2 separate regions of the Homo sapiens genome follow, and region 1 is linked to region 2. Evidence: chromatin loops called from intact Hi-C (ENCODE). Cell type or tissue: Calu3. All regions are shown on one strand. Each heading gives the region's core, and the rest is flanking DNA. Links, peaks and the distances in the headings are about the cores only. Region 1 overlaps NAV3 (neuron navigator 3). Region 2 has its middle 110 kb from the start of NAV3.

Region 1 (15,655 bases), core at 2,428-10,427, 400 kb before region 2:
TTTGAATATTTTAATGAAATTAAGCTATACCATCTTTTAGAAATCATAAATTAGGTATTTAAAAGGCTATAAATTTTATCATCTCTATTTTAAGGAATTCACAATTGGTAACAAGAAGGAATGAAAAGCTATGTCTAGAGAAAATAAGAAATGGCCTCTCTAAAAATACAGGAAGAGGATATCAACAACTAAGTGGGACAAGTTTAGGGATTTCTTTTATAATCTCTGGCATGTGGATAAGCAAAGTGTAAAATTAATTAAAATTGCAGAATTATAGCTTTCTTCCTTTAGGACATCAAATGATCAAAATTAAATACACAGGATACGCATAATGGGGATGATATAACATGAATGTAAAAAGGCTGACCTAAAATTTGATCACTCAAACCAAAGCTAAAATGTTTTCTTCTATGTGTACTCCATTATTTAGCACTGAAATCAAAAGCATCCAAAGGCTTTATACAACTTTAACTTTATCGGTAATAGCCATGTAAGGTAATTGCTTATACTGTGTAGAGGCCAGTTACAGTATATATGTTGACTATAGAAGTTTTCTTAAGTACTGTGGATAAACAAACAAAATAAATTATATTGAACAAATATGAGAAATCTCCAAATATGAACCACATGTGCTAAGGCATTTATGTGGTCATAAGTCATTTTAAGGATTATTTATTTCCATGTGTACAAGTTAAAGTTTAATGCCACAAAGAATATGAAAAGTTGGTATTCTTCTGCCAAACTCATCCAGTTGTATAAAAATTATATATTTATATGATGAAGAGCAATTTAATGAAAAAAATTAGAATAAATACATTTAAAGTTACCATAATAATTTAAAGCTTTATTTAGAAATATGTTTGAATCTAGATATTAATGATTTTCTAACATAGACAATTTCTGCAAATCACCAAAGGTTGCAAACTCATATGCCAGCAAGGGCCAGATAGGGCATGAAAACGAATGGGGATTTCAGTCAACAGTCTGAAGCAGACAGGCACTGACTGCCTAGAGCCAATAGTTTCTAGGCAGAAATGTCAAGGCAGCGTTGCCAGATCTGACATTTAAAGACAAACCCAGAATTTGCAAAGTTGGTTACTACAAATTATTTAAAAATTTAGTTGAGTCAGACACATGAAACAAAACCCAAAACAAATATAGACTAGTTATGGCTCAATGGCCACCAATGACCTAGAGCAGCTGCAGAAGAGAAAACTGTTAAAAAGTGTATTTTATTATTTTATTTAATTTAATGAAGAGGAATTTAAACAAAAATTAAAATCTATAGGAAAAGCTACCGATTTAAATATGAGTATCAAAAAATCATCTAAAATTGTAGACAAACAGGTAAATCATGAACTTATATACATCTTTATTATATATCGCTAATTAACTTGCCTTAAAATTTACATTAACACATTTTCTCTCTGGTGTAGTTCTTTGGTTTTCTTAGCATTTCTGACATTCTACTGATCAATTAATTAACCATAATGAAGCCAGTATCACCCACTAGATCTACTTTTCTCTTCAATAGGTCATAAACTTTCTTAAATGTACTTGAAAGGATTAGAGCAATTTGCTATTGCTTGCATTTCTATTGTCAAGAAAACAAAAAGCTCAGTGTCTTATATTAAAATTTATTTTAATCTAGTAATTTACTGGAAGGCACTAATTAATATTAATATTATACACTATAGCTATGTAGTTAACATGTACTTTTTACAGCTTAATATTCATTAATGCATTTTATTAAGGCTCAAAGGCAAAACATATTTATCCAAAATTAGTTTAAAGTTTATTTTAGAAAAAGTCTTTATTTGGCCATTTTAATGTAGGAATACTCCCATTTTAAAAATTGGCCTATTTCAGGCTGGTGCCACGGCTCACACCTGTAATCCCCACACTTTGGGAGGCCAAGGAGGGTAGATCGCTTGAAGTCAGGAGTTCGAGACCAGCCTGGCCAACATGGTGAAACTTCATCTCTACAAAAAATACAAAAATTAGCCCAGCATGGTGGTCCGCTCCTATAACCCCAGCTACTCAGGTGGCTGAGGCATGAGAATTGCTTGAACTCGGGAAGCAGAGGACGCAATGAGCTGAGATGGCACCACTGCCCTCCAGCCTGGGCGACAGAGTGAGGCTCCATTTCAAAACAAATAAATAACATAACATAACATAACATAAATAAAATTGGCCTATTTCAAAGACTGAACATGTACAATAAATAAATCTGCTTAAAAAGAATAAGAAATTGCATATTTTCTAGTGTATTTCCATAGTGAAAATTTTATTGACTTCAGTTAAAATATAGATTAGAGTAAAATATTAAAACTGCATTTTGGTTATAGCTATGCAACTAACCAATCTTTCATCTAGTTTTGATTTGAATGTTACTTGGTTATAAATAGTTACTTGACTTTATTTCTGAATCTTGGATTAATGTCTAAATGCTGAAGAAATAGGCTGATGGCTAAATGGCCAACTTGTTGCAGATTATCTTAATAATTAAAAAATGACCAGTTTTGTGGAAGGTGGTTGTGGTTAATAAATGATAACCTATTTGCACTATGTTTGGTTTGGTTATCAAGTTGATATTTAGAATCCTTACATATGAGCATACAATCTAGGATACATTCATTAAAACTATAGGTTGTTTATCTATTTTAATATAATTCATTCATTAGAAGTTTTATAAATGACATGTGAAGATGCCCATTTACCTTAGAAGTGCTGAAACTAGAATCAAAGATTTTACAGGAAGCCCGACATTTTAGGTGGAAAAATGAACCCTTACTGGTCTTTACGTATGCTGTCTATAATAGCATATAACAGCAAAACCATAGGGAAATGGTTACATTTTATTTGCTATCACTGAGCTGTTTGCCTTGGCCCAGTTTTTTTCTTTAGGAGGAAAAATGTATTTTGTAATTAGCAGCCCACCATAGGAAACACCAATATTTTAGTTAGTGTTAAAATTACTTTATCATCGGGAAGCCCCATTTGCACGGCTGTCCCTGTCTCATTGTTAGGCAAGTAGGAAGTAAAGAGGGAAAGAAGCAATGTTTTGCTCTGGGTTTTGTTTTTACAAAGTCAAGAGAAAATGGGGAATTTCAAATTGGGACATCCTACATTAAAGGGAAACTGGCGTAATGCAGAGAGTGTCTAGCTAAGGGCTTTAATTGATGTTTAAAAATATCATTCCGGGAGTAAGGCTGAAGGTCTAGAAAATAAATGCCATCATCAATATCAGAGTTAAAAAATAAAAATAAAAAAAAAATAAAAAAAACAGGGGAAGACATAGAAAGATATATCAGGTATTTTACGTGACCAGTATTTCTTTCCACATGTGGCCAAGACCATGTTTAAAGCTTTACTTATGTCAAGAGACAAATAGCATTGCATTTATCAGGAAAAAGAAGTGGTTTTAAGACATTTTCCTGGTGGTAAGAGTCAGTACAGTATAATCAAGAGAGGATCACTTTGAGGAGAAAATTTAGAGTGATTTTGCTCAAAAGGGATGCTTCACAGTAAGCATATTAGGTAAGAAATGCCTTGCTATGTCCTCTACTTTAAGTTTATATATATATATAAAGCCAATGAGAAACACTTTGTAATATGATTACTTTTTAAGCAGTCTATTGAAAATGGCACTGACACTATAATTTTCTCTAATGATTCATGGCTGACAATTGATTTTTTTTTTTTTTTTTTTAACCAGGCCAACTAGGATTTCCCAGCAATCCATCTGCTATTTTTTCATAGAAGTACAAATGGAACAAATTTAACATATTGCTCTGAGCATAACTATAGAATAATTTCAATTTGGTCTTTCAAAATGCTTAAGTCATCATAAGGAGCTAGTGTTGTTCTGAAGCTTAAGCCAAATCATTAAAATGTCTTCAGGAGACCTCATTCAATATCTAAATACATTCCTTGAATTTTATTCACATTGCCTACTGGGTATAAATGTATGCATTCATATTAACAAAATTATCCACTCACCCTACCTTTAATGATTCTATTCCTCTGTAAATTTGGTAATGAGAGCAAATGAAAGGCCCGGTTTCATCAGTCTTACATCTTTTTGCACCGGGGCACTCACAGTGAAATCAAGGGAATTTAATGGGGTGGGGGTTAGGCATAGTGCAGGGAAGAGGGGGAAGATGTTATCAATGCCTCCAGGAAAGCTCACCTTTCTGAGAGAGTAGATCTCACACTACCCGTTCTCATGAGCAGGCTCTGGACCTCGTGAGTGCCTGTGGTCAGTCCAGACAAGGAGCCATGATGGCTGAGGGGGAGGTCAATGGACTCAGAGCTCGTGTGGAGGCTAGTCATGGACTGGTAGCTCGGAGTATCCTTGCTGCCTGCAGAGGAACTGCTCATATTGGCAGCCCACACGAGACCACCTGATGTGAAAGAGTGAACCGATGCTGGGCTGGAGGCCAACGAGTGACTTAAGCTTATAACATCTGTAGTTAAGTCTGAGGGTTTATTGAAGAGAGGGCTGCTGCTGCCGCTTAGCCCACCAGCACTGCCCATGCTGCCCGTACCGGACGACGGTGACTCCAGACTGCCTTGCCGCGCTAATGTGGTACTAGGGCTGGGCATTACTGAGGAAGATTTCACACCCTCAGTATTAGGTGCAGAGGCAGATTTGCCACCTGCCTTGGCACCAAACAACCTAAAAGAAAAACAAATAACAACTTCAGTTGTTCCAAGAAGCTAATATCCACATTTAATATTTCGGGTTACAGTACACAGAGCCAAGTGTGCTTTGATGTACTGAACTACAAAGCACTTCCTGTCTCTATGTTAATGAACTTTTATAAGCTTGGACTTCTTTATCAAGTGCAGAAAATCTCTCATATAAGGGTAGGTCAGTACTGAGCTGCTACTAGGGAAAGAGGGGAAGTGGGTGGAACAAAAGTAAGTCAAACATGAAAACCCCTGGTTTTCATAATTTAAGTGATCATGAGACTTTCACTCAAAGTCAGTAGTTTGACCATATACTTGCTGTTACCTATTTACAGAACCATTATAATGAAACAACTTCTACGCATTCGATAGACAACACTTAAATGAGCTCTTCTCTTTTTTTTTTATTTTTAAATTTTTAAACAGTTTATTCAAAATCTAGATGGAACGCTTAAAGCAAGTTTAGGGAGTTGTGTTGAGTATCTGGTGGTCTGAGTCACTGTCAGGGAGCAGTTGGTTGGAAACAATATTGACATTGTCGGCAACAAGTCAGTTTGTCTGTATTTTCCCCAGCAGAGGCCAAAGGGTTTTATGTCAGTTGCCAGTGCTATTCAAATACATTTTTTAATAGTGATTTGAAACAGAGCTGGTGCTGTTAGATTTTGGAGTTTAGTTCAGAAAACATTTTAGTTTTGTAAATGAAGCAGATGGTAGAATCAAATTTATGTAAATATGGAAATACAATGATATGAAGTAATGGCATAATGATTACTAATTGAGTTGCAATGAAATCCATATTTCCTACAGTGAAATATTTTATGACGAATATGAGAAATTGTTTCATAGGTAATGGGCCACAGGAGGGCACTATTGGCTTTTACTTAAGAAACAGAAATATTTACTCTCCCTATACGCCATAATTCATTCTTCCCAATGAGAATCAGTATTTTAAAAAGACAGTTCTGCAGCATTAATATTACTACGGAGGAATAAAGCCTTTAGGTTTTTCAAACAATCAGGTATCTGAAATTGCTTTATTGTAAAATAAATGTTTCAAAATCTTTCCTTTCCAAGATATCAAAGTTCTGGGTTTAGTCAACAGAATAAAAACAAACATTAAAAATATTGAACCCATAATGAACTATAAACCACACTCTACCATTTTGCAGATGAGAAAACAGACTCAGAGAGGTTTAGATATTTGTCCCCAATTTTTAACTGCATTTATTTTCCTACCACTTAAAAACACATGGGTATTTAAAAACAGTGATATCTTAGAGCAGAACTTCACATATTTAACACCAAAAACAATCCAGGAACAGAAACCAAGTCATGATCCTTACCAGAGTCATGTCAAAGAAAGCAGATGAAGAGTTAGAAAGCTTAGCCCACTCTTCAGTTGTGATACTGTACCAAACACTGGAATAGTTTCAAATTATGTCATATCTTGATTGTCTTTAATGTGTCAAGATATGACACTGTATAAATCTGTCCAATGGAATCTGTTACAAGGAAAACAACTTCATCTACATTTATGATCACCAACTCATTAAGAGCCAGCAAGAAAATGACACTGGAAATGAATGCCAAAAGTCATGAAAACCTATTTGGTTTTAATTTTTAATGTGAAAAGGAGGAATGGAAATCTATAGAAATTTTACAAGCTATTACTTTGCCTTATCACTACACTTAGGTATTACCATCAGCTTTTAAGTCTCTTAGATGTTGTTTGTGTTGCTAGTATCACAATGACAGTGAAACTTTGAAGTTTGACTGTTTCTCAAAATGAGAACTATTTTTTTTGCTAGCTGTTTATATGATAAGCTTCATAGAGCTCACTGTGTACTTTAAAGAATTCTAAGATATATATATACCTTATACATATTTAAAATATATATATACACACATTTATATGTAATGTATGTGTCTAACACATATTTATCCTTTATATTTTTCCAGCATCATTTTATACATCCTTACCTTCGAAATGTGGGTGAGGCAATATCTGGATACTTGGATCCTGGCTGCCTGAGACCTTGTGCACCACAGGCGCTGGCAGAGGTGGGGCTGGATTTGGGGGAACCTGACAAAGAAACACTTTCTGAATCTGAGACTGCTACTTTTTCCTTTTCCTTGTCTGTTTGGTTGACGGTGACAGGACTCGAGCGCCCTGACCCAATTTTAGTTGGTTCTCTCAGTTTCGAGGTGGTGGCCCCAGCAGACTTGCTGCTGACGTTGGAATCAATACTGCTGGTACTGGATCTGTGGCCTCCTCGGCCAGGAATGCCACTGGTGCTGGATTTTGAAGGGCGGGGCAAGCTGCGATATTGTAGGGTAGTCTTTGAGCTAACATGCAGCACAACATCATCCTGATTCTGTGAACCGTCCAAACTGGTTTTTCTCCCTGCATTTGACTTCCCGCCAATGGCAGCAGATTTTGGAATTTTACCCAGTGTTGCAGAGCCACTTGTTATGGTTGCTCCACTGCTGGTGATCATGGCAGATGACCCTACTCCACTTGGTTTCTTAAAGCCAAAGGAGCTGGTGGCAGTCGATCTTCCAATGCCTGAGGGGGGCTTTTTCCCTTCATCTCCACTGCTTTTTCCTGCATCTGAAGGAGATCTTTGTAGAGATGATCCTTTTAGGGGAGCTTTTCCTTTCTCAGAAGCTTTGGCATCATCGGTTTTCCCTAATTAAGGAGAAATACACAAATATATGTGCCTGTAGAGTTTGATATCACCACACTTCGTGAAACAATGTGTAAAATGTGAATGCTTCTTTATATTATTTCCCTTCCTAAATGTATTGTCTTAGATCAAAAATCTCATATATTGAGAGGACTGAGTGCATAGCTACAAAAATTTGGCTGTCAGAAGAAACATTATGAGAGATGGAAGAGATAAAATGAAAACATATGTTTTGCTATTTGTTAATGTCTTATATTTTGCAACTCTTTTTAAAAAGATAACACTTAACCCTATCAAGCTAATTACTAGAAAAAGAATTCATTTGAATATCTGTGAGATGATTATATTTGGAGTACCCTGTTAATTAGTGCTTCAGGTGGCACTATTTATAATTAGGCATTATTTTAAAAATACGGGGAGAGTCTTTTTAAAAAAAGTATGGCACAATTTTGAAGAACTATTTCATTCTCTTCTTTCATGAAGTCTAATACACAGACAATATTTCAAATCTCCAGCATTCCAATTGATTAGTGTCATTGCTTGTTCCTCTCAGAGTCTGTAGTGCAATTCAGTGGCATATTTAGTGTAAAAATTCCAAACTTTCATTAAGAACGCAGAACAAAAACAAAAAAACTTAACTGTTGCTTTAGCAACCTAATCTTATTTCCCCATTACCTGAAATAACTCTGGCAAGGTAAGGCATCCAGTACCCCTAGTTTATGAGGAGGCTTTCCAGAGAATGCCTAGATATAGGCCCTACTTGGGCTTCTATGACGAGTTTGTGAAACGTAGACAGAAAAACTATTTAACTATTTGACTCCATGTTTAATATGGATAAGAATTTGGTATTTTAGAAATGCTATTGTTAGAGAAAACAAAGATTGAATGGAAACAATAAAGTAAAGCACTTTTGCATAACAGCTGGCAAACGACAAGCCTACCGGGTGTTTTGAGTGCACTTGTTCCAGCTTTCTGCCTAGATGGCGCCCCTCCTTGGGCAGACATGCCTCTTCTCCAGGAACCTGTCTGTGAAACAGACAGGGAAGCTTTCTGCCCTGCCTTCTCGGGGTCTTCAGGAAGTCCAGAGGACACAGTCTTCCACTTGCCACCAGCATCCCCATGGCTGTCAAAATCTTCTTCTGGTTTTTTCAGTTCCTCAGGACTATCCCAGGTCTCGTCTGTGGTGGAGCGTTTCTCTGAATCTGTCCTCAGCTATAAAGACAAATATTACAGAAAAACTTTATGTAGAAAAATTTATAAAGTATGAATTAAGGCAATGAAATGTACTTTCAGATAACTGGATAAATCCAAAGATTCTATTTTGATTTACCTTCACTTACATTTTATTAATTTTAGCCACATAATTCCCACTTGCAGATATTAGAGAATTTCAGAATAAATACATGCAGAAAACACCAATTAAACGCTACAGAAAGGTAGAAATTTTCTATATCAAATGTCATAAGAAGTAGTAAGACAAGCTAGAACTTAATGATGTAATGTCCATTTTTCATTTTTGATTTATCATTCACAACAGATCCAGTGATATATTTCAGAGATCATATAAAATTAATCAAGAACTATCTAAAATTAGACTATGAAAATAATTGCTGGATTTTTAAACAAACATATCGATATTGTAAGGAGAGATATGGCAACATAAATCTTTCTGAATTAGATTGTAATCAATTGAATATATATTATATTAAGTATTGATATGTTACTATTATATTAATATAGAATTATACATTATATATTAATATATACACACCATATAGCTTGGTGGTGTAGTTATCTATACAAATATAGTAATTCATCATTAATATATTAAATATATAAATATATATTTATATAATATATAAAATATATATCTATTATATGTTATATATTTTTATATATTTAATATATATAAATATCTATTATATAAATAGATATTTATATACTCTATATATTAACAATAAATAAATATATTTGTATAGATAACTATACCACCAGGCTATATGGCACATATATTACATATATATAAATATGTAATGTATATCATATATATATATATATATATATATATATATATATATATGCTGCTTCTGTTTATTCAAAATTGGCTGCAGTGCACATTGTTGCTCCTCCTAAGGGTTGTGGCTTTAGGAAAGACTAAGATGAAAGATGCTTCAGGGTTCAGGAGTGGCAAAGGGAGTCCTTATTATCTCTGCATTTTCCAGTTTCTGTAATAATTTTGGATTAAGGGCTTGTGCTATACCTTAATCTAATATTAAGTAATTTTGGGGAAAAAGCTGGCAGAAACACTGGAAAAAGAAAGGTGGTAATTCTCACCTGAGTATTCTTCCTAGAGGGGACGGTGATGTTGGAGTAAGAGCTGACAGAGGATGTGGTGTTCAGGTCATCAGTGCTGATGTTATCAAGGGTGTCACTGAGACCACTGCTCACTGAACTGCTGTCATCCCAGCTAAAGGCAAGACATGCAAGAGCAGTGAATCAAACACAGGATGCACAATGCAAGTCACCTACATTTCCATGCAACATTCACAATTTATTATTAAGACATTCTTTTAAAAAATATCTTATGAAAAGTCACTTATTTCACATTTTGGGAAAATCATATTTATATGAACTGAGGGTCTACATAAGAATAACCTTATCTGATATTTGGAAAGAATCAGTGTCTAGAGCAGTGTCCAGGTTCAAGAAGAATGTGTGTGGAATGAATAAGATCACTGATACAAATACTGCATGGTATCAGGAAAGAATAATATTACAGCTGACTTTTTTATCCTTAAAAATTCAACCAGGAATCATAAAGCATGTACAAATTTATTCTTTGTTCTAAAAATCCAAAACTTGTGCTGTAGTCAGGAACCAGAAAATCATTCCTCATTCTTCCTCCTAGCTTAGGAACTACATTCAATCATTCACAGAGTCTTATTGCATGAGTCTCATTATTCTTTGATCACCAAGAATATTGAGATTCATTCAATCATAGCATCTCTCCTGCCATCCCTCACATTTCCATCCATGATAACATACAGTATCCTCTTATCTGGCCTTCATGCTTTTGATCTTTCCCAATACAACTTTATCTGCTAACATGGAGTCACTGATCAAAAATTCACATCTGGCCATGTCATAACCTTGCTCAACATCCTTCAAAGACTTCTCCTTTCCCAGACTGTGGTTACTAAAATGAAATGCCCGTGCCACACAGTGCATAAGAAAATCCATTTGAAATATAAGAGAAATAGCTAAAATTCTGAATATAGTCATGTATTACATATTGTACTAACTGTATTGTTACATACTGTATTAATGACAGGGACATGTTTTGAGAAATGCATCATTAGGTGATTTTGTTCATTGTGAGAACATCATAGAGTGTACTTATACAAACCTAGATGGTATAACCTAACTATACACCTAAGGTATGTGGTATAGCCTGTTGCTCCTAGGTGTACAGCATGTTACTGTACTGAATACTGCAGGCAACTCTAACACGATGGTAAGCATTTATGTATCAAAACATATCAGAACAATGAAAATGTACAGGAAAAATATGTTATTATAATCTTATTGGACCACAGTAATAGATGTGGTCCTTCAATGACCAAATGACTGAAGTGTCATTCTGTGGCACATGACTACTTATTTATTTTTAATCTAAAGAAGGATAAATTAAATAGGCTGTATTAATATCATGTGGAGGCTAACACAGCACCTTCATTTAGTGAATGCATTAGATTATGCAGAAATAGTGTTGAATAAGCAGCATAAGCTAAGGAAAATGAGAACTCCACAATGAAAAGGTGGACCACAGTTCTCTCATTTACCAGCTGGTTCTCAGTTTATTGTGATATATAGTCTTTATTAGTAGCATGAGAATAAACTAATACAGTAAATTGGTGCCAGGAGTGGGGCACTGCTGTAAAGATACCCATACCTGTGCTCTCTCAAATTAATCCATGCACACTGAATAAACACATTATATACAGACAAAAGCTAAGTCTCATAAAATGGACACATGGATTTAAAAGGCTCCTGCAAATAATCTGTACATTGATGAGAATATTCATCATGAAAGCACAAACTACAAAGAAATGGTGAACTGATACTTTATCTGCTCTTCTATATGTACTTTAAGAGCTACATCATATATGTACTTCAAGAGCTACATCATAAGTCCAAAATAATGGTAATGTATTTAGATCACATATGAAGTCAACTAAAATGTAACTATCAGAAATAAAGAAAATTAAATTTATAGAATTATTGTTAAGGCTGATTCCTCTCTAGGTGTGTATTTTGCTTGAAGTTTTAGCTGCTGAGAGCATAATGCATCATAATTATCCATGACATTTATAATTCAGATTATCAAGAACAATTATATTTTTAATAAGAGCAAAATGGTATTTTGCACTACTATAGCACATATCTGTCATTTGTGGTTGCTCAAATCTTTTAAAAACCTTCCCTACATCTTAATTTGATAATTTCTCATATCATGACTGACATGGTTTGGCTGTGTCCCCACCCAAATCTCCTCTTGAATTGTAGTAGTTCCCATAATCTTCACGTGTCATGGGAGGAACCCGTTGGGAGGTAATGGAATCATGGACATGGTTACCCTCATGCTGTTCTCAAGAGAGTGAGTTCTCATGAGATCTGATGACTTTATAAGGGTTTTTCCCCCGTTTTGCTCATTCTTCTCCCTGCCACCATGTGAAGGAGGATGTGTTTGCTTCCCTTCCACCATGATTCTGTTTCCTGAGGCCTTGCCAGCCATGCTGAACTGTGAGTCAATTAAACCTCTTTTTTCTTTATAAACTACCCAGCCTTGGGTATGTCTTTATTATCAGCATGAGAATAAATGGATATGGTAAATTGGTACCAGGAGTGGGGCACTGCTGTAAAGATACCCAGAAATGTGGCAGTAACTTTGCAACTGGGTAACAGGCAGAAGTTGGAACAGTTTGGAGGCCTCAGAAAAAGATAGGAAGATGTGGGAAAGTTTGAAACTTCCTAGAGACTTGTTGAATGGCTTTGACCAACATGCTGATAATGATATGGACAATGAAATCCAGGCTAAGGTGGTCTCAGATGGAGATGAGGAACTTGTTGGGAACTGGAGCAAAGGTGACTCTTGTTATGCTTTAGCAAAGAGACTGGTGGCATTTTGCCCCTGCCCTAGAGATCTGTGGTACTTTGAACTTGAGAGCGATAATTTAGGGTATCTGGTAGAAGATATTTCTGAGAAGCAAAGTGTTCAAGATATGATTTGGGTGCTGTTATAAGCATTCAGTTTTATGTATCCAGAAAGATATGGTTTGGAATTGGAACTTAATTTTAAAAGGGAAGCAGAGCATAAAAGTTTTAAAAATTTGCAACCTGATGATGCCATAGAAAAGAAAAACTCATTTTCTGAGGAGAAATTCAAGCCTGCTGCAGAAATTTGCATAAGTAACTATGAGCCAAATCTTAATAAGACAATAGGGAAAATGTCTCCAAGGCATGTCAGACAGTTTTGTGGCAACCCTACTCATCGCAGGCCCAGAAGCCTAGGAGGGAAAATTGGTTTTGTGGGCTGGGTCCAGGGCCCCCCTGCTGTATGCACCATAGGGACTTGGTGCCCTGCAACCCAGCTGCTCCAGCTTTAACTAATAAGGGCCAAGGTACAGCTAAGGCCATGGCTTCAGAAGGTGAAAGCCCCAAGCTTTGCCAGCTTCCATGGGGTGTTGAGCCTACATTTGCAGAGAAGTCAACAATTGAGGTCTGGAAACCTCCGCCTAGATTCCAGAGGATGTAAGGAAATGCTTGGATGTTCAGGCAGAAGTTTGCTGCAGCGGTGGAGCCCTCATGGTGAACCTCTGCTAGGGCAGTGTGGAAGGGAAATGTGGGATCAGAGCCCCCACACAGAGTCCCCACTGGGGTACTGCCTAGTGGATCTGTGAGATGAAGGCCACCATCCTCCAGACCACAGAATGGTAGATCCACCTACAGCTTGCACCCATGTGCCTGGAAAAGCTGCAGGCACTCAACACTAGCTTGTAAAAGCAGCCTGGAGTGGGGCTGTACCCTGCAAAGCCACAGAGGCAGAGCTGCCCAAAGCTGTGGGAGCCCACCTCTTGCATAATCATGACCTAGACGTGAGATATGAAGTCAAAGGAGATAATTTTGAAACTTTAAGGTTTAACAATGGCCCTATTGGATTTTGGACCTCCATGAGGCCTGTAGCCCCTTGGTTTTGGTCAATTCCTCCCGTTTGGAATCTGTGTATTTACCCAATGACTGTGACCCTATTGTATCTAGGAAGTAGCTAACTTGCTTTCGAATTTACAGGCTCATAGGCAGAAGGGACTTGCCTTGTCTCAGATTAGACTTTGGACTTGGACTTTTGTGTTAATACTGAAATGTGTTAAGACTTTGGGGGGACTGTTGGAAGGGCATGATTGTATTTGAATTGTGAGAACACGAGATTTGGGAGGGGTCAGAGGTGGAATGAAATGGTGTGGCTGTGTCCCCACCCAAATCTCATCTTGAATTGTAGTTCCCATAAGCCCCATGTGTTGTGGGAGGGACCTGGTGGGAAGTAATTGAGTCATGGGGGCAGTTACTCTAATTGTGTTCTTGTGAGAGTGAGTTCTCATGGGATTTGATAGTTTTATAAGGGGTTTTTCCCCCTTTTACTCATTATCCTTCCTGCTACCATGTGAAGGACATGTGTGCTTCCCCTTCCCCCATGATTATAACTTTCCTTAGGCCTCCCCAGTCATGTTGAACTGTGAGTCAATTAAACCTCTTTCTTTCATAAAGTACCCAATTTGGGGTATGTCTTCATTAGCAGTTTAAGAACAGACTAATAGAATGACCTTTACCACCCAAAAATAGGATATAAAAAGCTCACATTCCCAGACTCTCTTACGAACACCTATAGCATGCAGCACAGGGACTATCTATCATTTATAGGCAAGAGGTCACAAATGAGAAAAACAATCTTCTGGCAAGCAATGTGGCAGAGTCATTTGATTCTTTTCTATTATCTAGCAAATTAAATTATTCAGTTGTTTTCTATCAGCATGGGCAGATATCTGGCCTCAAGTTTCAAGTGTCAGAGGTGTCAGTGGAGGTAGCAGTGAAGCCCTAGTGCTATGATTCGCTAATAGCCTGCAAAAAGGCTGGTTCTAATCATCCCAATAAATGAGAACCTTCTACTATAGTTTAATTCCTTAAATTAGCCAACGTAGATTATTTAGTTTGCAACGTGGAACACCAATAAATACATTTATAAATTTAGAAATATATATTTCTTTACTATATCTTTCTTATATTTGTACATGTTGAACAATGCATACAGTATCTTTTCACAGGAATATATGCATATAAATTATAAAAACACAAATATACACACTTTGATGACCACTGTCTAAAGTAAAGCTCAGCCTCTTTGAAAAGACATATATCAAGAGAATGAGAAGACAACCCACAGACTGGAAAAAATTTTTTCCAAAAGACATATATTTTGGGTGAATAAAGAAACTGAAAACTTGTTTTTTCAATGTGGTTATATAATTGTACATTCTTACCACAAGGAATGAGAATTTCAGTTGCTCCATATCCTTGTCAATACTTGGTATTGTCAGTCTCTGTAAAAGCCTATCTAGTAGTATTTCATTACCATTTTATTTTGTATTTCTCTGATGACTAACGATGTCGAACATTGTTACATGTATTTATTGGAAATTTGAATATATTTTTTGGTGACATGTATGTTCAAATCCTTTGACCACATTTTTATTGGGTTGTCTTAATATTATTGAGTTTTGATAGTTTTTCTAATTTTTTGGATTTTAGTGAATTTTATTTCATTCTATATGGCATTAACATAAACAAGAAGTGGTTCTTATAGTAGTATTGACTTAATGCCTATCCACCTGAGTTAACATTGTCAGTGAATGATACTGGATTAGTATTTTATTATTTTTATTTGTACGCATTTAATTTTACACGTATATAGTGCATAGTGATTTTGTTACACGTATATAATTGCATAGTGATCAAGTATTTAGGTGTTCATCACCTGAGTATAATACATTTTGTTAACTGTAGTCACTGTACTCTGCTATCAAGCATTGAATTTATTTCTTTTAACTATATGTTTACACTTTTTAACTCTCTTCTCTTCACCTTCCCTCCTACCCTCCATTCATCCTTTCCAGTCTCTGTTTCCTACCTACCTTTCCATTCTCCACCTTCATGTAATCAAG
Region 2 (15,655 bases), core at 2,489-10,488:
TGTTTCCTGCTGGGTTATATATCGTATCATAAAATCATTTACATTAGTGAGCAACTTTTTCTTTTTGTATAATTGAGCACCTCTTCAAGAAAACTGCACAATTTTCTGTGTTCTTGTCATTAATTCTTCTATAACTCTCTACAATAGAACATATAGGATAATCCATTATTGCAACTTATCTTTTTTCTCTGAAAGACCTTCCCCTGGAATCCTCCCTTCTCCTCCAAAACTCAGGACTGGCTGCTGTATGGGACTGGTATTCAGGTGTTATCCCTTTCTTCAACTTCATTGTTCTGGGATTACCTTTGCCTCTCTTCTGCACTGAATCCTCCAATTTCTGAATCTCATGCTATCTTCATTCTTGATTTATTCCCTTAGTTTGATGAACCACAAGTTGTATGAGTGGAAGAATTTTGAAACCGTGTGTTTTTTGAAATACTTTTATTTATCTTTGTTTTTTAATCCTTATGTCATTCAGAAATTAGCTGAATACAAATTCTAGGTTGGCAATCATTTTCCTTTTGAGTATTTGAGGCATTATTCTGTTTTTATTCTAGCTTCTAGTACTTCTATTAAGAATATTCAGCTTCAAATGTGCCCTTTACTTGTGAAAGCTGTTAAGATTTTCTCTTTATCCCAAGTATTTAAAAATGTCATGATTATGTGCTTTTTTGTCTTCTTTAAAAAAAAAAAAAAGAAAAAAGCACTATGCCATCCCATTCAATGGGCACTTTTAATCTGGAAACTTAGTAATTCAGAGAGTCTTGTTTTATCTTTTGGCATTATTTCACTCCTAATTATTTCACTTCCATTTGCTCAATTCTGTATTATTGGAACTCCTGATCATAGGATTTTATTTTATTCTGCTCTGATATCCTCAGCACCTAGAACAATGCAAGACACATAACAATGCTCAATAAACATTTATTGGATATATAAATTAGAATACTAGACTACTTGGTTTACTTTCCTCAATTTTCTTACCTATTATGATTCTCCTTTGTTTTCTTTTTAGCTGTTTCTAACTTTTTCTCACTTTTAATTTCCAATCCTTACATTATTGTTTTTTTTAGTTTCCGGAATCACGTGTTTTCATTTCTAAAAATCTTTTTGTTCACTAAATGTCTTTTTAAATTTCATCCTATTCATCTTTCCTGTGTCTTTTATTTTTCCTCTGAGCATATCAGTTATTGCTTTTTAAAAAGTTTTTCTTTTGCTAACTGTATTGTGAATGTTTCAATTTCTTCTGAGTTATTATTCCTGATTTTCCCATTTTCCTTTGTCTTACATTAAAGGAATTTCTCAAATTCCCTGGGATACTTAGCAATCTATATGTTAAAGTGAGGCTTAAAAAGTAGAGAGTGAGGTTTGTGTTACTAAGTAGAGTTTACTTGTTCACAGGTCTTAGAATAATTGGGTAGAGCCTGAATGTTTTCAACAAGCTTCAAATGTCAATATCTAGAAATTAATTCTATACCCCTCATTCCCATATACACACCTCTTCCTTGAAATAGGAATCTATTATGCTCCTGCCTAGAGAGCTAAATCTTGGATATAGCATCCTGGGTAAAGAAGGAGTTGATGGCTTCTCTACTTGGTATCTAGATTTTTCATCAATTATCTTGTTTTCAGGCCCTCTATTGTGTCTGATATCCTGAAGTCTAGAATATTTCTGATTTAATTTTACCAATAGGTAAGTCTCCTGCCTTATATCAGGATTTAGGAGGAGTTGTCATTTGGCTGTGGAGGAAATCTGAAAGATGAATTGCTGCTGCAGAATTTCAGCCTTCTCTCTTCTTCCTTGTTTCAGTGATTTTTGTTGCCTCCAATTCCAGGGCCCAGAGGTAAAACGTTGTTTATTTCTTGCAGGACCTTTCTTCTTCAGTTAGTTATAAGCTTCCTATGCTCTGATCACCATGTTTATCTTACATTTCACTTTCCAAATGTCATAGACCTTACTTTTTTCCTCCTTTTCCCATGCCTTTTTCTTGTAGGTTTTAATTCTTCACTAATATTTTAGTGGGGTTTGAGAGGAAGTAAACACACATATATGAACTCAGTCTTCTATGTCTAAGTAGATTTCCCTTCACTCTTCAAGTATGAAATCAGGCTTCTATGCCTTCCTTGCCATTAAAACTACTTTAGGAAGGATCAGTAATGACAGTCCACATTCTAAGACCAACACACTGATGATTGCCAAACCTATATATACCAAGCCTAGGTCTCTCTTCACATCAATATACACTTGATCCTTGAACAACACAGGGATTGGGGTGCCAACCCCCTACACAGTCAAAAATCCACATATAACTTTTCACTTCCCCCAGAACTTATCAACTAATAATCTACTGTTGACTGGAAGCCTTACTGATAACATAGCCAATTAACATATATTTTGCATGTTACATGTATTATATACTATATTCTTACAATACAAATAAAATATCAAGAAAGTCAGAAGAAATAGAAAAATATATTTACTATTGGTTAAGTGGAAGCAGACTATCATAAAGGTCTTCATCCCCATTGTCTTCATGCTGAGTAGGCTGAGGAGGAGGATGAGTAGGGATTGGTCTTGCTGTCTCAGGGGTAGCAGAGGCAGAAGTGAAGCGGGTAGAAGGGGAGCCAGGAGAAGAGGCAGGTACACTTGGTATAACTTTTGTTGAAAAAGATCTAGGTATAAGTGGACCCGTGTAGTTCAAACCCATGCTATTCCAGGGTCAACTATATGTAAGTGTGTTCTGGACATCACTTACAAAATTGGATTCATCATTTCCTCTACCACCCTCAAACTATTACTGCCTAAATGATACTCTGTCTACTGTACTTCTCCAGCCATAAACCTGTGCATTTCCTCCCTCACTCTTACCCTTTCCATCCAATAACAAAATTCAATCGGTATTACCCTATTGATGTGTTTTATATCATTTTGTCCATTTCCTCAGTGTAGAAAATGAAGAAGTGGACTAAATATTGAAGAAGTAAACTAAAGCTTCCTCAGTGCTGATGCTTTAGCCCACTTCTTCAGTATTCACTGGAGTTACAGAAATAGTCCAATTATTCTTTCTGTCTCTAGTTTTGCACTTTTCACACTCTTGCAAGTGTGACCTTTCTTAAACACAAGTCTACCCATGCCATTTGCTGTTTTAACTGTAATAAATCAGCAATATATTACTCAAAACACTTTTGACCACAAATCATCGTAACCAACTCAGACAAGCTTAGGCATTTTGTGATTCACATGACCAAATTGCTGAAAAGGAAGTCTTGCCCTAACAGGACTGGAGTGAGCTGGGGATTTAAGTACCACCAGGAGGCTCACTGGATCTCATCTTTTTATAAACTCACCATGGCTATGTCTACTAGGATGGAATCGTAGCCATTTGCAGTTTGGAGTACACATTTCACTAGCTTTGCTATCAGAGGAGCAGAAATATTTTGTTCTTTACTTCCAATTTTAAAACATCTAAAAAAAAAATACTGATGAGGCCAATTTGGGTGTTTTTCCCACTCCTATAGCCAGTGGGGATGGATAATATTGGCAGACTTCATTAGGATGAAAAGCGAAATAGCCACCCCTAAATGAGAGTAATTAGAAGAGTACTTGGCAATAGCAGTTGTCCATTATGTAATACAGACTGCCTGGGCTTGAATTCTAGCACAATTTCCTAACAGTATAACTGGGAAAAGTTACTTATCTTCTTAGTGCCTAAGTTGTCTCATACATAAAATGAGGTAATGATAGTAATTACCTCACAGACTCGTTGATTTAATAAGTGTAAAATTTTTAGAACAGAATTTTTAGAACCTGGGCCCTGTCATATCACACTTCTAAACTCTACTGAACAATGTGCAGCTCCATGCCTCTTGGCCATTGCCCATGTTATTCTGTCTCCCTGGAATACGCTTCCTTAAATCTGTCTGCCTGTTTTTCACTTACGTTTCATTTCAACATTAAAATATTTATACCCTTGACTTGGTAATATTCTAAATGATACAAAAAGGGGTCAATGATTCATGCAATTAAAAAAAAAAATTGTTCCTCTTAAGAGCTGAAATAAGAAGCAACCTTTTCCCTTTTTCCTGTTTACTTTTCTCCCATGCCTATGGTTGCTGTCTACAAAGCTTCCACAGATAAAGCTCCAGCCCACAACAAACTATCAGGCCTTGACTACACTCGTAAACTTCTCACTGGAACCTCCATGTTTATGACCCAAAAACCTCTCAAATACAATGCTTCCAAAATTGAACTCAGTCCTCCCACTATAACAGCTTTCTCTCAGCCTACACCAGTCCTAGTAAATGGAATCATGGCATCACCAACCTTTCAGTGGCTCCTACCATCCTGACCATCTCTATCGACAAATCTGTGGATATTCCTCAATATGGTCCCCACCTCCTCATGTCTCCTTCTGCTATCTTCATTCATGATGAGTGCTGTAGCCAGAGGGATCATTTTGAATAGAAGCATATTGTGTTTCTCCTTCGATTAAAACTGTTCTATAGCTTTCCTTGTTTTTAACATGAAATCCCATATTATTACCTTGGCATACGAAGTCTTACATGAAATGGCTTTTCTCACCTCTCCGTCTTCATCCCAAGCCATTTTTCTTATCACCAAACCCCTGCCAGTTTGTCCCACTTCACAATCATCCACTGTGCCAAGCAGCTTCCTGACTTGGGGTCTTTACTAGTGCTCTTTTTGTTGTTATTGTTGTTTTACTCAAGTCCTTTTTGTTGCTATTGTTGTTTTTTGTTGTTTTGCCTCAAACACTCTTTCCCTAGCTTCTAAAGTGGATAAATATCTCCACCCTCCAGACCCAGCAAACATGTCACTTTATTAGGAAACCATGCCTGACTCTCCATTGAAGAAATATTCTTTCCATTTTTTTTCATTCTTTCCATTTTTATGGTACCCTGTCTCCACTGTCATGCCCACATCAGAATTTTAATAAATTCATACTCTGACTAATCCCTTACTTTCTTTCCTCCTCTCTTTCCCATTAGTTCCCCTAAAGGCAGAAACTTTGTCTTATAAATGACTAAAATCCCATTTATTTGCAGGGCACCTGTCACACAACTGATATACAATAAATATTTTTAAATAAGTTAAGTGGCCAATGTTAGGTGAATGGGTAGGAAAATGATGGTAAATTCTTTCCTTGTAGTGTTCTGTGGCTGTGAAAAAGATATTCACTGAAAAGCACTAACACGAGAAAATCCAAACCACAAGTGTAAGTGAAAAATGCTAAACAAATTACACACATAGTATTTCAACTCTGGAAAAATGCACAGAAGGTAGATGTGGAAGGCAGAAAAATAATCCCCTCTCCAAAGATTTCCACATTCTAATCCTTGAAACCTGTGAATATATGAGATGGAAAGGGAAAATTAAGATTGCTAATCGGTTGACCTCAAAGTAAGGAGTTTGTCCTGGATTATCCGGTTAGGCCCAATGTAATTAAAAGTGTTCTTTCGGTGTGGAGAATGAGGCAGAAGGGTCAGATTCAGAGTGATGCAGCATGAAAAAAATTCAGTCAGCCATTGAAGGCTTTGAAGATAGAAGGGAAACACAGCCAAGAGACAGGGCAGCCTTTAGGGCTAGAAACAGCAATGAAATGGATTCGCCCACAGATCTTCCAGAAGGAATGCAGCCCTGTAGAGACCTAAATTTAACCCAGTGAGGCCCATTTTGGACTTCTGAATTCCAGAACAGTAAGATAAACATTTTTGTGGTCGCCAGCCATCAAGTTTGTGATATTTTGTTATAGCAACAACAGGAAACTAATACAATAGTTTACATGAGTATAGAAGAGTTCACTTTTTTTTTTTCCTTTCCAAATTTTGAATGGTTTGCGAGCAAGCTCTCTACAACTACCACTTTCTCTGATTTCCACCCTATTTTACCAGTATAGTTTGCAGCATTGGGCTTAAGACTGCCACATTTTTACTGAGCACATGAAATTAAAAGAAAAAAAAATCTGGGGAAACTATCTAACTTGCAAAGGCATGTTAAATGAAAATGTACACAGCAAATGTCCAGAAAAATATCCAGAGAAATTTTATACTTTTTCCTGCTGAAATGATAAATGAACACATTTTCGTCAGTTATATGAATATTACAAAAGAACTTTTAAAAATGTCTACATAGTTTGATGGCTTTTAGCACTGAGATACAGAAATAGCTCCCAGGATAATATTATTACCCTTTTACTATTTTATCCTCTTCTTATCCTTTTATAGTAGTCATAAAAATAAGCAGTGAAATTTGGAATCTGGGAAGCATGTTGTATTTCCCAAATGGAAAAGAAAAGGGAAATCCTCAATGGAAAAAAGTTTAATACCAGTATCGCCTAGATGCTTAAATTATCTTGAAATAAACTATGTGAAGAAAATACACACAGACACCTGGTGATATTTTTTACTTAGGAAAGCTTAAAGACAATAAACCTTTTAAGGTTAGTGAATTTACTGACAAGATTATAAAATGTACTCACTCTAGAATTATGCATTCCACAATAGCATTCTCAGTTCTACCATATTTTAAAGGGAGTGTAAATTCACTTTTGAAAGATTTGACATCTGAATTAGCACAGAACATAAACTTTCTTTATGAAGTTGACTTTAACAGAAATTGCAAAGCTTAATTTATACAGTATCTTCAATTACATGAATATTATGTTCTCAAATATTTCATATAATGCTATTTCTAAAGACTTCTCTATTTCCTGCTTTTTTTGCCCATGGTCAGCTCCTTGAAATTTCATAGATAGGATATTGATACCATATGAAAACCTATTACTGAATGGAGGAAATGATCTAGAGAGGACACCACCAAGAGCAAATGGAAAAATACTAGTACAAAGCATTCAAACAGGCTGGTTTTATTTCCCTGTAGCACCTTCTGGTGGCAAACACAGTATATTGCTGAATACTCTAGCACTGAAAGGAAGGATATCGCAAATATTATTGAGCACTTGAGATATTATTTAATAAACTGAATCCCCCCAAAGTGGCCTAAATATGTTTTTTAATTTTTTTGTTCCTCCAGTTATATATTCATAATATGAGCATATCAGGCAAGATAATTTGTAAGTTTCCTTCTAGAATTGAACATCTTTGAGTTAATTTATTTGCAGGCATTGAATGAAAGTTTTTTAACATTTCTATTCTCAGAAAAAAATACAGAAAAAGCATAATCAACTGATAGGTCTGTAAACAAATACATAAGTGCCCACATATATGGTCACAGCCAAAATTTTATATGAAAAATGCAATTTTTATAGAAATTTGTAATAGAGAATGTGGTATTATTTAGTATTAGTAATATCTAACATGTCTTGATACTTTACATGTGCATCTAGAATATGTTATATACTTTATCTCATTTATTTACACAGTAAACTAATGAGATAAGAGTTATCCCCATTTAATGGATGTAGAAAAGTAATAATTTATTTGGCATTTAAAATTAATGAATAGAAAAATACAAAAACTCAAATGTACTTTCATATTTTCAAGAACAAACGAATGAACACGCATATTCATCACTTTAAATCTCATATGTATGAAGCAATTCAACATGAAAAAGGCTTTTCACTATCCTGCAAGGACTTACTGTTTAAGTTGCAGAAGGTTGAAATAGAACAATTCTAATTAATGGGACCTATTATAATAGAGATATATGTAAAAAAAAAAAAAAAAAAAAAAAGTCAAGATTGCCAAGAAGAAACTCCTCGAAATCTGTGTGGAGACTCAGAAAGGGCATCAACTAACTATGGATCAGGATCTTCCAATTGACCCTCCTTTATTTTCATGACCAGTAAGCAAACAAGGTTGGCTCTGCACCCAGATTTCTGGCAGGGAGAAGGTGTGTGAACCAGAAGATTCAAGCCTTTCACAGCATGTCATAACTTGAAATGTATTTGTATCTGGGCAGAGATCCTATTTATTTTGTTTATCATTGGCTTCTTAATAGCCAGCAGAGTGCTGTTCACATAGCTTGACTAGTATCTGCTCAGTGGCTCCATGTAGTCTAAGCAGCATGCCAACCTCTTTAAGGAGGCTCATCATAATCCCTCCATAAATCAAATTTAAAAAAAAAAACTTTTCAATAACATTATTGTAAGAATTAATTATTATAGTTTTGCAAAACTGAAAAGTTGTTAAGGCATACAGAGATCTTCTCCTTGGTTTACTTTATTCGCAGTCACTTCTGTAAAATGTAGGGCTTAGTAAAGGAAAGAGGACTGAGGAAATGTTTGGTATATCACACCATCTCCCAGTACCATTGTCACTTCTACATGGAGAGAGCATGTGCTCTCTTTCTCTATGTCTCTGTCTCTCTGAATAGAGACACTATAAACATATTTTACAGAAAATTAATAACATAGTAGAAAAACATTTAGTAAAAACCCAAAAGGCAAAAAAAACTTGCAAAAATTACTATAGCTGATAACACAAAAGCTACAATCATGCCCCTCAAAAAATCATATTCAGAATGATAATCTGTAAACATTCACCTGAGCCTAACTTTACTGAGGTTTGTGCCAAGTATGTATGCATGAAGAAAAAGAAAAATCATTTCTAAAATTGGAGAGCTGAACTTCATGAGTGAGATTTTGGCTAGAAAACTGCTATCCTCATAAACACTGCATGATATCCAAGTAACAAGACAAAATTTCTATCAATAATGCCATAATATAAACATTTGGATTAATTCAAGAATAGTTCAGTTCATGCTTTTATTCCAATCATTTCCCTATATAAACAAAGCATGGAAACAGCCTGGACACTCTTCAAAAGACTCCAAAGAACTTAACAACCCATATAATAACATGATTTAACAAAATTTCTCCCAGACTGTAGAAGAATATTTTTTATTTTTTTCTATCACTGCAATTTACATGCAATCTGAATACTGCCCATTTTGTAAAATTACCACAACTAGGCCCATAATAATCAAAAGTTATTGCTAAACAGCTATACCAGCATAATGCTTTGTAAAAGCAAAGGCTTAAGTATCAAAAAGCTGAAAACTACCACACACAATATCAACAAGATTTTTATAGTACCTGTTGCTTTAACGTATAAATACACAGCATGTAGTTTTCCTGAAAGAGTATGAGTATATTAATTATAGAAAACCCTGAATTCATCTTTTCCTGAAAAAAGGATGATTATAATCCCTATCAAATAAAGTATGTTAGTCACAGCCCAGTACACAGTGTAGAAAATACTACCAAACACGATTGAATTCATTTTTATACCTTTCCTTCTACATAGAATTCCCATTCTAACAACCCAACAAGAGGATAAAGAAAAATATGCATCAAGTAAAAGGGTTGTTTGTGGGCTTCGTTGCTTTTTTCAGTTTAAACATTTGTTCAGCAGAAAATTGAGTTGGGGTTTTCAGTTCCATTGAAACACATGGAGCACACAGTTTATGACAGTTGGCTCAGTGTAAAATGACAATTCTTCTAGGTGTGCTATTTTTGAATTTCCTTCTGACAAAAACTATGAGTAGTATTGTGTGTTCCAGGTCTGGTTAGGGTTGGCTGTCCTGAATCAGAAAAGCCTATAAAGAGGCTTCTTGATTCAATTCATAGACTTTGGGATTTCAAATAATGACACATGTATTTTACCTCCCACAAATTACGTAAGGGCCACGAACTGCTCTAAATTCCTTGGGAAAATGTGCCATGTAAATTGCTACATTCCCATAGAGTACTTTCCAAAAATGGCTGTTTAGAAGCTTATATGACTCTCAGCATTACAGACCTTGAATTATTGTCTTAGTTATCTCAACATAAAAAATAAATTATGAAAATCACTAGTTTATAAGATAAATAACTGAGGCTATTCTTTTCACCTTTGATTATATTTCATGTTTTTATACCCATGTTCCTACCAAATATCTAGAACTAATTTAAGTGTAAAACATTTATATAAGTAATTGAATTTTCAGGTTCTCAGCATATCTTAAATGGCTATAAACACATTCAGATATATGAGAGAAGTAAGCCAAATACAAAGAAGAGCTAAAACAAAAAGGTTAATTACCCAGATTTTTCAATACGCTTTTTTTTTGCTGTGCTCATTATACTTAGGAAAAAGTAGTAACCAGTCAAAATGAACCAGCTGTACGAATTAGGTTGGTAAAAAACAACATCTACATCTTTTGGATCTGTCCTGTAGTTATTATATATAATAAATAACCTTAATTTGTTGTTTTACAGATTTACAATGCACTTACAAAGGTCCAGATGAATATTCGACAATATCCACACTTCATAAATGAAAGAATAGAGTTTCGGAGCTGTGAAATGAATAGTCCTAGCTTCTCAGCTTACCGTGGGTCCACTGGGTCCAGATATGGACTGTGGTCCTCTCACTCAATAGCACATGCTCCTCCGATTACCAGAAACAAAAATAAGCAAACAAATAAAAAACACAAACCATTCTAGAGCAGACTCAGACCACACTGCTGAGCTTATATCTATGGCCCTGAAGAATAAAAACTGATGTGCAGAATATCTCTGTTAATTAACATTTTAAGAATCATAGGCAGAAGTGATATTATCAACATGACAGAAGAGAAAGTCCCAGACCCTCCTTCCCTCCATGGACAATAGTACATGGACACACTCCCTTTGTGAGAAATCCAGAAACCAGTTAAGAGGCTCCTACACCTCAGTGAGCATGAAACCACTGCATCAAAGCTGGCAGAAAAACGTGTTGTACTCCCTGGCCATAGTTGCTTACTGGCTCCACATGGAACAAGTGGGAAAAACTCTCAGCTTCTTCCTAGAGAGGGAAAGAATTGGAGTTTGCATCTAACATTCTGGTTTTTGAGGATGCTGCCCAAGGGTCTGGTTATTCTATTTTGGAGTGCTGATGGGACTGGCATACTCTAGAAGCCAGGGAGTTGCTGAAAAGAATGGAGAGCTGAGCAGCATATGGCAGCTGCAGAGAACCTGTAGTACTTCAAACAGACACAAGAGGAAGAAAGAGAGTACAGTTTCCTGCAAAAAGAAGCCAGTAAATCCTTCTAATTGGAAATTTATGTGCACACTTCCTGAGAAGACACCCACAGAAAAACGCTTGAGTGGCCCCCAGAATCACTAGCCAGCTGATGGGTAAAGGCCTTCCTCTGTGAACAGCCTGGGAAAAGTGACTGTTTTTTCAAATGTGTAGATCGTAATAGAAAGTTACAAGGCACATAAAGAAACAGGAAAACATAACTCAACCAAAGAAAAAAAATTGATAAACCATTAGCCAGGTTAAAGAGAGAGAGAGAGAGAGAGAGAGAAACTCAAGTAAAGTAAGAAACTGATGCCAGAAATACAAAAGATAACAAGAGGCTCTTATGAACAACTATGTGCCAATAAGTTGGATAACCTAGGAGAAATGGATGAACTCATAAAAACACACAACCTATGAATACTGAACAAGAAAGAAATAGAAAATCCAAACATCTGTAACTAGTTAAGACATTGAATCAGTAATAAAAGAAAATAAATTAAAAAATCTCAGCAAAGAAAAGCCGAGAACAAGATGGCTTCACTGAAGAATTCTACCAAACATTAAATAAAATGAAAATTCTTCCCAAATTCTTTCAAAAACTTTAAAAGGAGGAAACACTTCCAAACTCATTTTAGGAAGCCAGTATTACCCTGATACCAAGGCTAGACAAAGACATTACAAGAAAAGAATACTACAGGTCATTATCACTGAATAATATCAATCCAAAAATCCTCAACAAAATGCTAGCAAACTGAATTTAACAACATATTAAAAGGATCATACACCATGGCCAAGGGAAATTTATCTCTGGGATACAAGGTGGGTTGAACATATGTAACTCAATCAATGTTATTTAACAGAACAAAAAATAAGTCATATGATTATGTCAACAGGGGCAGAAAAATCATTTGACAAAATTCAACACCCTTTCATAAAAACACTCAGTGTACTAGGTGTATAAGATAATTACCTCAAAATAATAAACAGCAATATAAAAACCCACAGCTAAAATCATACTCAACTGTCAAAAAAAAAAAAACTCTGAAAGATTTGCCTTAGAAAAAGGGCAAAGATTCCTACTCTCACAATTTCTATTCAACATAGTACAGGAAGTTTTCATAAAGCAATTAGGCAAGAAGGAGAGAAAAGGCATCCAAGTCATAAAGGAAAAGTAAAACTATCTGTTTTTGCAGATGATATACTCATAAATGTAAAAAGCCCTAAAGATTTCAAAAAATGTTAGAAAAAACAAATTTAGTAAAGTTGCAAACTACAGAGTCAGCATGCAAAAATTAGTTGCATTTCCATACACTAACAATGAGCAATCCAAAATGGAAACTAAGAAAGCAACACCATTTACAATAGTACCAAAAAGAATAAAATACTTATGAATAAACTTAACTAAGGAAGAAAAGACTTGTACATGAAAACTGCAAAACATTGCTGAAAGAAATCAGCGAAGGAATAAATAAGTGGAAAGACATCCTGACCAGGTGCAGTGGCTCATGCCTGTAATCCCAGCACTTTGGGAGGCTGAGGTGGGCAGATCACCTGAGGTCAGGAGTTTGAGACCACCTGACCAACATGCAGAAACCCTATCTCTACTAAAAATACAAAATTTTTAGGCATGGTGGTGCATGCCTGTAATCCCAGCTACTTGGGAGGCTGAGGCAGGAGAATCACTTGAACCCAGGAGGCGGAGGTTGCAGTGAGCCGAGATCATGCCATCCCACTTCAGCCTGGGCACCAAAAGCAAAACTCTGTCTCGAAAAAAAAGAAAAGACATCCTATATACATGAATTGGATATTCAAATAAATCTCCATCAAAATCCAAATGGCTTTTTTGTAGAAATAGAAATAATGTTTATGGAACCACAAAGGACCCCAAATAGCCAAAACAATATAGAGCAAGAAAAACAAAGCTAAAGGCCTCACACTGCCTAACCTCCAAACATATTACAAAGTTACAGTAATCAAAATGATGTGGCACTGACATAAGGACCAGTATATAAACCAATGGAGCAGAATAGAGAGGCCAGAAATAAATCCATGCATAAATTGGTCAAATGATCTTTGACAAGGGTCTCAAGGCTACATAATGGTGAAACAACAGTCTCTTAAACAAATGGTGATGGGAAAAGTGGAAAATCCGCATGCAAAAAAATAAAATTTGAGCCTTATTGTACACAGTACAAAAAATTAACTCAAAATGGATTAAAGATGTGAACATAGAACTGAAACCATAAAACCTCTCAAAGAAAATGGAGGAAATCTTCCTAAATTTGGTCTTGGTACTGATTTCATGGATTATGACACAAAAAGCATAAGATACAAAAGCAAAATAAAACAACTGTCACTATATCTAACCAACAAGCTTTTGCATAGCAAGGAAAACAATCAACAGAGTAAAAAGGCAAACTGTGGAATGGGAGGGAATGTTTGCAATTCACATATCTGATACAGGGTTAATATCAAAAATATATAAAGAACTCCTACAACTCAGTGACAAAATACCTAATAATTCAATTTAAAAATGGGCAAAGGGTTTCAATAGACAAAAGGGTCAACAGGTGTATGAAAGTTATTCAACATCGCTAGAAATCAAGGACATGCAAATCAAAACCAACTGAGACAGTGCCTCACACTTGTTTGGGTAGGTGTTATCAAAAAGTTAAAAGATAACACTTATTGGTAAGGATGTAGAAAATTGAGATTCTTGTGTGCTCTTGGTGGGAATGTAAAATAATGCAGCCAGTATGGAAAACAGTATGAAAGTTCCTTTAAAAATAAAAATAAAAATACCATATGATGCAGCAATCCCACTGCTGGATATTTATTCAAAATAATTATGAATATTTTGCAGCATTGCAACATTAGTCATACTAGCCAAGATATGTAAACAACATAAATGTCCACTGATGAATGAGTGGATAAAGAAAATGTAGTATATGCACACAATGGAATATTACTGAACTTTAATAAAGAAGGAAATTCTATAATATGCTATAACATGGATGAAACTTGAGGACATCATGATAAGTGAAATAAGCCAGTTGCTTAAGGACAAATACTGCATGATTCCACTTATATAAGGTATTTAATGTAGTCAAACTCATAGAAGGAGAAAGTAGAATACTGATTTCTAGCAGCTGAGGAGAGAGGAAAATAGGGAGTTGTTCAATGGGTATAGAGTTTTGGTCATGCAGGAAGAAAAAGTTCTAGATTTCTGCGGTACAATAATATGCATATAGTTAATAGTACTGCATCATACAGTTAAACATTTGTCAACAGGGTAATTTTATGTTATATGGTTTTTACCCCAATAGAAAAATAAGTATAAAAAGTCAGAGATGCTCGATAATTCTCCACATACACCTACACACACACTCACAAGCCCAGGCACAGACATATGTTTAATTTTTAGCAAGCTGCAAAGCATGATTGGTTTACATCTTTTCTTTTAATCATGATGCTCTCCTATAAAAAACATTACAGGAAATTTCCTGAAAGCTTTGTCCTATCGGATTTCTGCTCTCAACAGAAGCTGTCTAATTTGCTTCCCAGACAGCTTTTGCTTCATGCATATCACATTTAATATTCATGATAGCTTAGTATGGTGGGACTTGCAGAACCCTTTTTATAGGTAAGAAAATAAGGCATAAAAATATTAAGAGAGAATAAATGGTATGATTTAGGCTGAAATTAGATATGTCAAACTCTAACACCTAGAATACTATCCAGAATTATAATCCAAGAGAATAATTGGGAATTTTGATCATTTGTAATCTGAGTTATTACTAGGAGATCCTGGGCAAGAAAATAACTTCATTTATACTTCTATATTTATAGTGCAAAAAATTTAAGCAAAATATATAAAGTCAAGGAGTTATATAAGGATTAAAAATATAAAAATATGTTTATTACAATCCTTTAGAAAAATTATGAAAATTTTTTTCATAAAACATGAAATTACCTATTATGATTTTTGTACAATATACTCTGAACAATATTATGCCACTTGTACCATTTATTTTTAATAATTTTTCTCTTAAAACTCTGTGAGTTTCTTGAGAACATGGTACATTCCTTATTCATTCTTTTTATATCTAGCACAAGTGCAGTGTAACAAATAATTTCCAAAAATACCAAAGGAAAAAAAAAAACTTGCTATTACTTTTCTGGACATGTAATTAGATTTCTTGAAGTCCAAAACTTATAAAACATAAACACTTAAGATATCATGACATTTAATTTAAACTCTTATTTAGAAAAAATATTTATGACCTTAAGATTTACATAGATAGGAAAGAAACTTGAAAATGAGACTGTTTAAATTTCATCTTAGGAGTATGACAAATTCTAAGAGATTCAAAGTTACAGTTATAGATTTTGCACAATTGTAAATCTAACACATAGATACATGTTACAAGAGAAGTAAATGACTTTCCTTTTGCCTTTAAATCTTGATAATGGTCCCAACTCTATATAGCACTGAAAATTTTGTTCTAGGTATGAAGCAGTACCTGCAATGTACCTGAGGGATAATTTTATAAAGACCCCATGCTCTCATGATGTACATAAATGGCATTCTGCATCAATGATTGAAAGCTACAATAACTTTTTTTTACTC

What was found. A loop is a pair of places that touch in the nucleus more often than their neighbours do. Peaks named below come from ENCODE experiments on the same cell type or tissue, not always from the same donor. Only the 100,000 strongest peaks of a DNase experiment are listed, where the experiment ranks them.
Region 1: a loop joins it to region 2, with 9 times the contacts of the local background. A loop is called at or near these places in 6 of 110 quality-filtered maps.

The regions. Positions count from the first base shown.
Region 1 is chr12:78,110,966-78,126,620 of GRCh38, reverse strand. It overlaps NAV3 (neuron navigator 3), which reads right to left. Exons shown (of 40, transcript NM_001024383.2): 13 at 9,717-9,849; 14 at 8,324-8,594; 15 at 6,676-7,384; 16 at 4,193-4,681. Among named protein-coding and RNA genes, the nearest start is that of LINC02424, 240 kb to the left of the region's middle. In Calu3, for the core only: no CTCF peak of the experiment used is centred there; a DNase peak (open chromatin) is centred at 7,050.
Region 2 is chr12:77,715,812-77,731,466 of GRCh38, reverse strand. It overlaps a transcript of NAV3 not described here. Among named protein-coding and RNA genes, the nearest start is that of NAV3, 110 kb to the left of the region's middle. In Calu3, for the core only: a CTCF peak has its summit at 6,908 (motif pointing left); a DNase peak (open chromatin) is centred at 6,886.